3 separate regions of the Homo sapiens genome follow, and all the other regions are linked to region 1. Evidence: chromatin loops called from intact Hi-C (ENCODE). Cell type or tissue: Caco-2. All regions are shown on one strand.

Region 1 (2,500 bases):
CCGTATCACTGACTACAGTAAAATTCTCAAAGTTAATCATTATGACACAGATTGCAAAGACCTCCATCATAATATAGATAGCAGAATAGCCTTTAAATGTCTTTTGTTGTAGCCTTCTATAAACTGTGTCCTTGAAGAATAATTTTTTTTTCACAGTGCAGCCCAACTGTTGGATGCAAAGTTGTTTTCCTTAAAGGCCCCTAAACAAGTAATTTGACTAAGAAATAATCTTTTTCTCCTTTTTTATTTGTATAAATACAACAGGTAGAAGTGCAGTTTTCTTACATGGGTAGGTTGTGCAGTGGTAAAGTCTGAGCAGTCAGTGTAACCATCATCCAAATAATATTTTATCCATTACGTAGTTTCCTATCCCTCACCCCCTTTCCAGCCTCCCATCCTTCCAAGTCTCCAGTGTCTGCTATTGAACACTGTATGCCCACTGTACACATTATTTCTCTCCCACTTATAAGTGAGAACGTGTGGTATTTGTCTTTCTGGGTCTAATTTGTTTCACTTAAGGTAATAGCCTCCAGTTCCATCTATGTTCTGCAAAAGACATGACTTCATCCTTTCTTATGGCTGAATATTATTCCATTGTGTATATATACCACATTTTCTTTATCCATTGACCTGTGGATGGACACTTAGGTTGATTCCAAATCTTTGCTATTGATAATAGTGCTGTGATAAATATATGAGTGCAGGTATCTTTTTCATATGATGATTTCTTTTCTTTTGGGTAGATATCCAGTAGTGGGGTTGTTGGATCTAATAGTAGTTCTATTTTTAATTCTTTGAGAAATCTCCATACTGTTTTCCATAGAGGTTGTACTAATTTACATTCCCACCAACAGTGTATAAGCATTCTTTTTCTCTGCATCCTCACCAAAATTGACTTTTTAATAATAGCCATTCTGCCTGGTGTAAGATGATATCTCATTGTTTGCATTCTTTATCTGTCATTACTGACTTTCCATTTTGGGTAGGGACCATTGCTGGAGAGCTAGTGTGATCCTTTGATAGTGTCGTCACATTTGGATTTTTCACAGCTCAGAATTCTTACACTTCTTCCCTCTCATCTGGAAAGACTGACACTTCTAATATTCGTAATTATTTTCATGCAGATAGGATTTTTTGTTTGTTTCTTTATATATTTTTTTCTTGACATTTCCTCCCCTTCCTAGGGTGTGTGACTGTAGAATATGCTGGATAGGGTCTTAGGCTATGCACTTTCCTAGGCAGGTTTTATATTGGGCTGTGCAGTCTGGCCTAAAGACCAGTAGATGGTGCTTATGAGTAAGAGCCAGCTGTGGCCCTATATGTTCCTTTGAGAAGGAGCTCACCAAGTTAGTGTCTCTTTTGCACAGGTTCAAGGGTAGTCCTACTTGATGACAACCCACCAAGTCTCTCTGACACCTGCTCACCAGTCTTCCTGGACCTGAAATCTTGCTCAGATTTTCCAGAGCATTTTGCATTTCTGTAAGTGTGCCCATTGTTTTCTGAAGTTTTGATTTTTTATTTATGCTATTTCGCTGAATGTTTTTCCCTTCACTTCTTATATCATTTTTTTTTATTCCCTTACATTGTGCTTTGCCTTTCTCTGTTGCCTCCCTCATTAGCTTAATAACTAACCTGAATTCTTTTTCAGGTAAATCAGGGATTTCTTCTTTGTTCGGATCCATTGCTAGTGAGCTAGTGTGGTGTTTTGAGGGTGTTAAAGAACCTTGTTTTGTCATATTTCCAGAGTTGGCTTTCTGGTTCCTTCTCATTTGGGTAGGTTCTGTCAGAGGGAAGGTCTAGTGCTCAACGCTGTTGTTCAGATACTTTTGTCCCACGGGGCGTTTCCTTGATGTAGTACTCTCCTCCTTTTCCTAGGTATGTGACTTCCTGAGAGCTGAGCTGTAGTGATTGTTATCTCTCTTGTGGATCTAGCCACCCAGCAAGTCTACCAGGCTCTGGGCTGGTACTGTGGGTTGTCTTTAGAGTCCTGTGATGTGAACCACCTGCGGGTCTCTCAACACTTGCTTCAGTGGAGGTAGCAAGGGTGTGAAGTGGACTCTGTGAGGGTTCTAAGCTTTGGTTGATGAGTGCACATTTTGTGCTGGTTGGCTTCCTGCCAGGAGGTGGCACTTTCAAGAGAGCATCAGCTGTAGTAGTATGGGGAGGAACAGGCGGTGGACAGGGCCCTAAAACTCCCTAGATTATATAACCTTTTTCTTCAGTTACCAGGGTGGGTAGAGAAGGACCATTAGGTGGGGGCAGGGTTAGTCATGTCTGAGCTCAGACTCTAGTTGGATGGGTCTTGCTGTGGCTGCTGTGGGAGATAGGGGAAAGCTTCCCAGGTCAATGGAGTTGTGTTCCTAGGAGGATTATGGCTGCCTCTACTGTGTCCTGCAGGTTGTCAGGGAAGTGGGGGAAAGCCAGCAGTCACAGGCTTCACCCAGCTCCCATGCACCCCAAACGGCCTGTGTCACTCCCACTGTGCCCCTGCCAACAGCAC
Region 2 (2,500 bases), 94 kb after region 1:
GAGAACAGAACCTCCCTCATCTGCCACTTTCTTGCTACATAACTTGGTCAAGTCACATAATATCTCTGAGTCTTAGATTTTCTTTTTTGTTTTGCTAAATGGGGTCAATAAAAATTACTTTTCATTAACATTGTTAGGAGGGCTAAAATAAAGGATTCATGTAAAGCTTTTAGCATTGTACCTAGGATATGGTAAGTGTGCACTAGCTTAAGAATTAAGTTAAAAAATTATTTGAGAACTTGACTCCTGGAAATGTCCAGGTTTAGAGCTAATCTGGGCCCAGGAGGGACTGTTCCAGACAGTTCTTCAATAAAGAGGCCCAGAGATCAGCTATGGGTCCCTCTGCCCATCACTACTCACTAGGCTGTGGAGCCTGGACAAGCACCATACTAACATGAATTAATAACAGTAATTAATAACACTAAATAATGTTTATAATATTACCGAATGCCTTCCAATTATCCAAATATACCAAGTTATTGTGAGAATAAATGAGATACATGTAAATCATGTCCCAGAGTAAGTGCTTAGTAAGTATTATTTCACAGAGGAGAAGCAGGCTGAAAGGCACTAATTAATCTGAAGCCACACTGCTAAGAAGTGGCAGACTGGACACTTTGGTGCCAAGTTCTGAGTTCTTTCCACAACACAAATATGTCTAACACCCACCACAGATGTTGGTGTGCTCTGAAAATATTTGCATGACAGTTAATATTTGGAAAATGAACATCAAGAGGCATTCTGTGGTATTCCTTCACCCCAATCTGCAGTTTTTAAATGATTTCTACCAGAGCTGATATATGATCCCAAACCTCTTGGCCATAGGTGTTCATTTTTTCCCTATACCTTTTCCTAAATATGCCCAGCCATCTCCTTTCTAAAATATTTATTATATCTCCTTAAAACAAACATTCCTCAAATTCAGAAGTTGCTGTTTACACACTTCACTTTATCATGCACAACTATACACACACACACACATATATACACAAAGTCACATTATACAATCCTAGAACATAGGGGCTATAAAATGAATTTTGTTGACTGCCATCTACACCAACAGATTGGACTTTTACCTTTTCTTCACCAGATAAAAGGAAAAAGAAAAGAGCAATAACAATAAATTCCGGTTGAGTGATTATATAGAATAGGCAATAGATTACAGCTAGCAACAGTGTGTGTGTCCGATAGGAGCTCAGGCCTAGCTGGGTGGAAGCCCCACCCAACTACTTGCTTGCCGACCTTGAGAATATTACTCAACATCTCTAAGCCTCAAGTGCCTCACCTACCTATAAAGCAGAGATAATAATAGAACCTACCTCATAGGGATGTCCTGTAAATTAAATCAAATAATTCCTGTAGCAAACTTATTGTAAGTCCTGGAAGATAATAATGCCTAATAAGTGTAACTTGCTATTATTATTATTATTATTATTATTATTATTTTCCTCATTGTTATTCAAAAATCACAGAAACAAGAAGATAAAAAAAGAAAGAATAAATGAATAAATGACAAAATTTGGAAAATACCTTTGGATCAAAACAGCAGTTGTATTTGTAGACTGCTTTATAATTTTCCAAATATTCTTGCTTCACTCATCAAGTATTTATTGTGTTGGGCAATGCACTGTGTTCTGCAGATACTAGTGAATAAGACAGAGGCGATCCTTGTCCATTTATGCATTGGATCCTCAAAACCATAGTCCTATAAGGTAGATAAATCTACTTGACAGATAAGAAAACTGATGACTGAAGAAATTACAACTTAAAAGTAGACAATGGAACCTGAGATTCATTCACTCAACAAATATTTATTGAGTGCCTTTCACATGCTAGGTGCTTTGCTAGGAACTGGACATATAGAAATGAAGCTCAGATAAAAAAGTATTTGCTCTCATGTTGCTTACTTTCTAGTTGTGAGCATTAGAAAATGTCAAACACATATAACATCTAATATGTCAGATGATGATAAGTATTACATGGAATAATAAATCAGAAAGTGGAGGTGGGAAGTTCAGGTGCGATTTTGCATAGGGTTATTTAGGAAAGTCTCTCCAGAAGGTGCTATTGAGAAAAGACAGAAAAGATGGGGAAACTAAGGAATGATATATTTCACAAGGGTCCATTTAGGGTCTTCTAGCAGGCTTTGATTTGCTCAGGGCTTTCCTAGTGGCCTCTTTTACCTCCTTGTTTCTCAGGCTATAGATAAGGGGATTCAGCATTGGGGTCACCACCGTGTAGAGCACAGACACCACTCGGTCTCCCTCGGAGGACTGGCCTGTGTTGTCTCGCAGGTACATGAAGATGAGGGTGCCAAAGAAAAGAGCGACGGCAGTGAGGTGGGAGGCGCAGGTGGAGAAGGTCTTGGCCCGGCCTCCAGCAGAGTGGATCTGCAGGATGGCCACAATGATAAACAGGTAGGATACCAAGATCACCAAGATACAGGCAGGCATGACGAAAAGAGCAAACACAATAATCACCACTTCCTGAGTGTAGCTGT
Region 3 (2,500 bases), 620 kb after region 1:
TCATCCCCCACCATTTCTCACATTTGCACTTTTACAAAACTCTCCTAATTACTGTCCTTGCTTTTACACTTGCCCTATAACCCACTCTCCACAAAGCAGTGATCTTTTCAAAATGTAAAGTAATCAGCCAGGCTAATCCCAGCACTTTGGGAGTCCGAGGCGGATGGATCACTTGAGGTCAGGAGTTCGAGACCAGCCTGGCCAACATGGCAAAACCCCATCTCTACTAAAAATACAAAAATTCGCCAGGCATGGTGGTGCATGCTACTCAGCTACTCAGGAGGCTGAGGCAGGAGAATAACTTGAACCCAGGAGGCAGAGGTTGCAGTGCACCGAGGTCATGCCACAGCACTCTAGCCTGGGCAACATAGCAAAACTCAGAAGGAGGGAAGGAAAGGGGGAGGGAAGGGGAGGAGAGAGGAGAGGAGGTGAGGGAAGGAAAGGAAAGGAAGGAATAGGAAGGAAGGGGAAGGAATGAAAAAGAGAAGAAAAAAGAGAGAAGAAAAAGAGAGCAGGAAGGAGGGAGAGAGGAAAGAGGAAAGGAAAGGAAAGGAAAAGAAAGGAAAGGAAGAAAGAAAGAGGGAAGGGAGGGAGGAGATCAGCCGGGCGTGCTGGCTTACGCCTGTAATCCCACACTTTGGGAGGCCTAGGCGGGCGGATCACCTGAAGTCGGGAGTCGGAGACAAACCTGACCAACACGGAGAAACCCCATCTATACTAAAAACACAAAATTAGCCGGGCATGGTGGCGCATGCCTGTAATCCCAGCTACTCGGGAGGCTGAGGCAGGAGACTCGCTTGAACCTGGGAGGTGGAGGTTGCACTGAGCCAGATTGCGCCATTGCACTCCAGCCTGGGCAACAAGAATGAAACTCTGTCCCCCCCCAAAAAAAAAAAGATCAAATAATTACTCTACTTAACTACCCCTCCCCTCTGGTTCCCATTGCTCTTAAGAGTAAAATCCATTCTTAAACCAGGTGCTGTGGCATGAGCCTGTAGTCCCAGCTACTCAGGAGACTAAGGTGGGCGGATCACTTAAGCCCAGAAGTTCAAAGCCAGCTTGGGCAACATAGTGAGACACGCCCCATCTCTTTTTTTTTTTTTTTTTTTTTGAGTCAGAGTTTCGCTCTTATTGCCTAGGCTGGAGTGCAGTGGCGTGATCTTGGCTCACGGCAACCTCCACCTCCCGGGTTCAAGCAATTCTCTTGCCTCAACCTCCCAAGTAACTGGGATTACAAGCATGTGCCACCACGCTCAACTAAATTTTTTTTGCATTTTTAGTAGAGATGGGGTTTCACCATGTTGGTCAGGCTGGTCTCGAACTCCTGACCCCAAGTGATCCAGCCACCTCAGCCTCCCAAAGTGCTGGGATTACAGGCATGAGCCACCACGCCCGGCTGAGATCCCTATCTCTTAAAAAGAAATAAAAAATCCTTTTCTTTTTTTGAGACAGAGTGTCCTTCTGTCACCTAGACTGGAATGCAGTGATGCAATCTCGGCTTTCTGCACCTCCACCTCTTGGGTTCAAGGGATTCTCAGACTCCTGAGTGGCTGGGGTTAAAGGCATGGCCACCACCCATGGCACCTGGGCCAAAAAATCCATTCTTCACCGTGGTTTACAAAAGCCCTACATTATCTGGTCTTTGCTGCCCCCTCCAGCCTCATCTTGTACAGTCTTTCTTGGTTCACTAAGCTTCAACCACACTGGCTTTTCTCTTCACCAAACTCATCAAGCTTGTTCCTTTATTAGGGTTTTGCAGTTTTTTCTCACCAGGAAGGTTTTGCCCCAGACTTCACACAGCCATTCAAGTCTTAGCCCAAAATGTATGCTCAGGAAGGGCCTTTCCTGACCACCCAATCTAAAGTAGCCTCCAGTCACTCTGTCTCATATCCCCCAAATTTAAGTCTCTGCATAGCACTTGCCTTTTTAAATTTGTTTATTCTATAATGTAAGCTCCATAAAACTTTTGTCTGTCTTGTTCCCCATCTACAGTGGCTCCTGACAAACAGTCAGTCCTCAGTAAACATTTATGAAAAGAAGGAATGGATGAATGGCATCAGATACTTAAGTAATCCAAGTGCAAACCAGGGACACCAAACAGTCATTTGCAAGAGATCAAAAAGAATGGGCTTTCCCAGTTTCTTACCACCTGAAAGCTTAAGTTACACTTTGACTTAGGGCCTAGTTCCAATCAAATAGACAAGGATAGCTGTACTGGAAGGAAAATGAGCTATCTCTGGAAAATGATTAGATATGAAATCTCATTCCAAGATTATCACCAGCCTCTAACTCCCCACAGTAAATCCAGCACTGACAGCAGATTTACCATCTACTTACCTAAGCGCAGAGGAAAGGTGAACTATCATAAGAACTCACAGCCGGGCACAGTGTCTCACACCTGTAATCCCAGCATTTTGGGAGGCCGAGGCAGGCAGATCATGAGGTCAGGAGTTTGAGACCAGCCTGGCCAACATAGTGAAACCCTGTCCCTACTAAAAGA

What was found. A loop is a pair of places that touch in the nucleus more often than their neighbours do. Peaks named below come from ENCODE experiments on the same cell type or tissue, not always from the same donor. Only the 100,000 strongest peaks of a DNase experiment are listed, where the experiment ranks them.
Region 2: it touches region 1 in a loop (6-fold over the local background); 3 of 110 quality-filtered maps call a loop at or near these places.
Region 3: it touches region 1 in a loop (9-fold over the local background); 5 of 110 quality-filtered maps call a loop at or near these places.

Annotation. Positions count from the first base shown.
Region 1 is chr11:58,285,243-58,287,742 of GRCh38, reverse strand. No RefSeq gene overlaps it. Among named protein-coding and RNA genes, the nearest start is that of OR10W1, 18 kb to the right of the region's middle. In Caco-2, a CTCF peak has its summit at 1,279 (motif pointing right); a DNase peak (open chromatin) is centred at 1,292.
Region 2 is chr11:58,191,062-58,193,561 of GRCh38, reverse strand. It overlaps OR9Q2 (olfactory receptor family 9 subfamily Q member 2), which reads right to left. Exons shown (of 2, transcript NM_001005283.3): 2 at 1-2,500. The coding sequence ends at 2,127. Among named protein-coding and RNA genes, the nearest start is that of OR9Q2, 3.2 kb to the right of the region's middle. In Caco-2, no CTCF peak of the experiment used is centred here; a DNase peak (open chromatin) is centred at 1,201.
Region 3 is chr11:57,662,176-57,664,675 of GRCh38, reverse strand. No RefSeq gene overlaps it. Among named protein-coding and RNA genes, the nearest start is that of ZDHHC5, 4.7 kb to the left of the region's middle. RefSeq lists a silencer at 1,666-1,735. In Caco-2, no CTCF peak of the experiment used is centred here; a DNase peak (open chromatin) is centred at 1,535.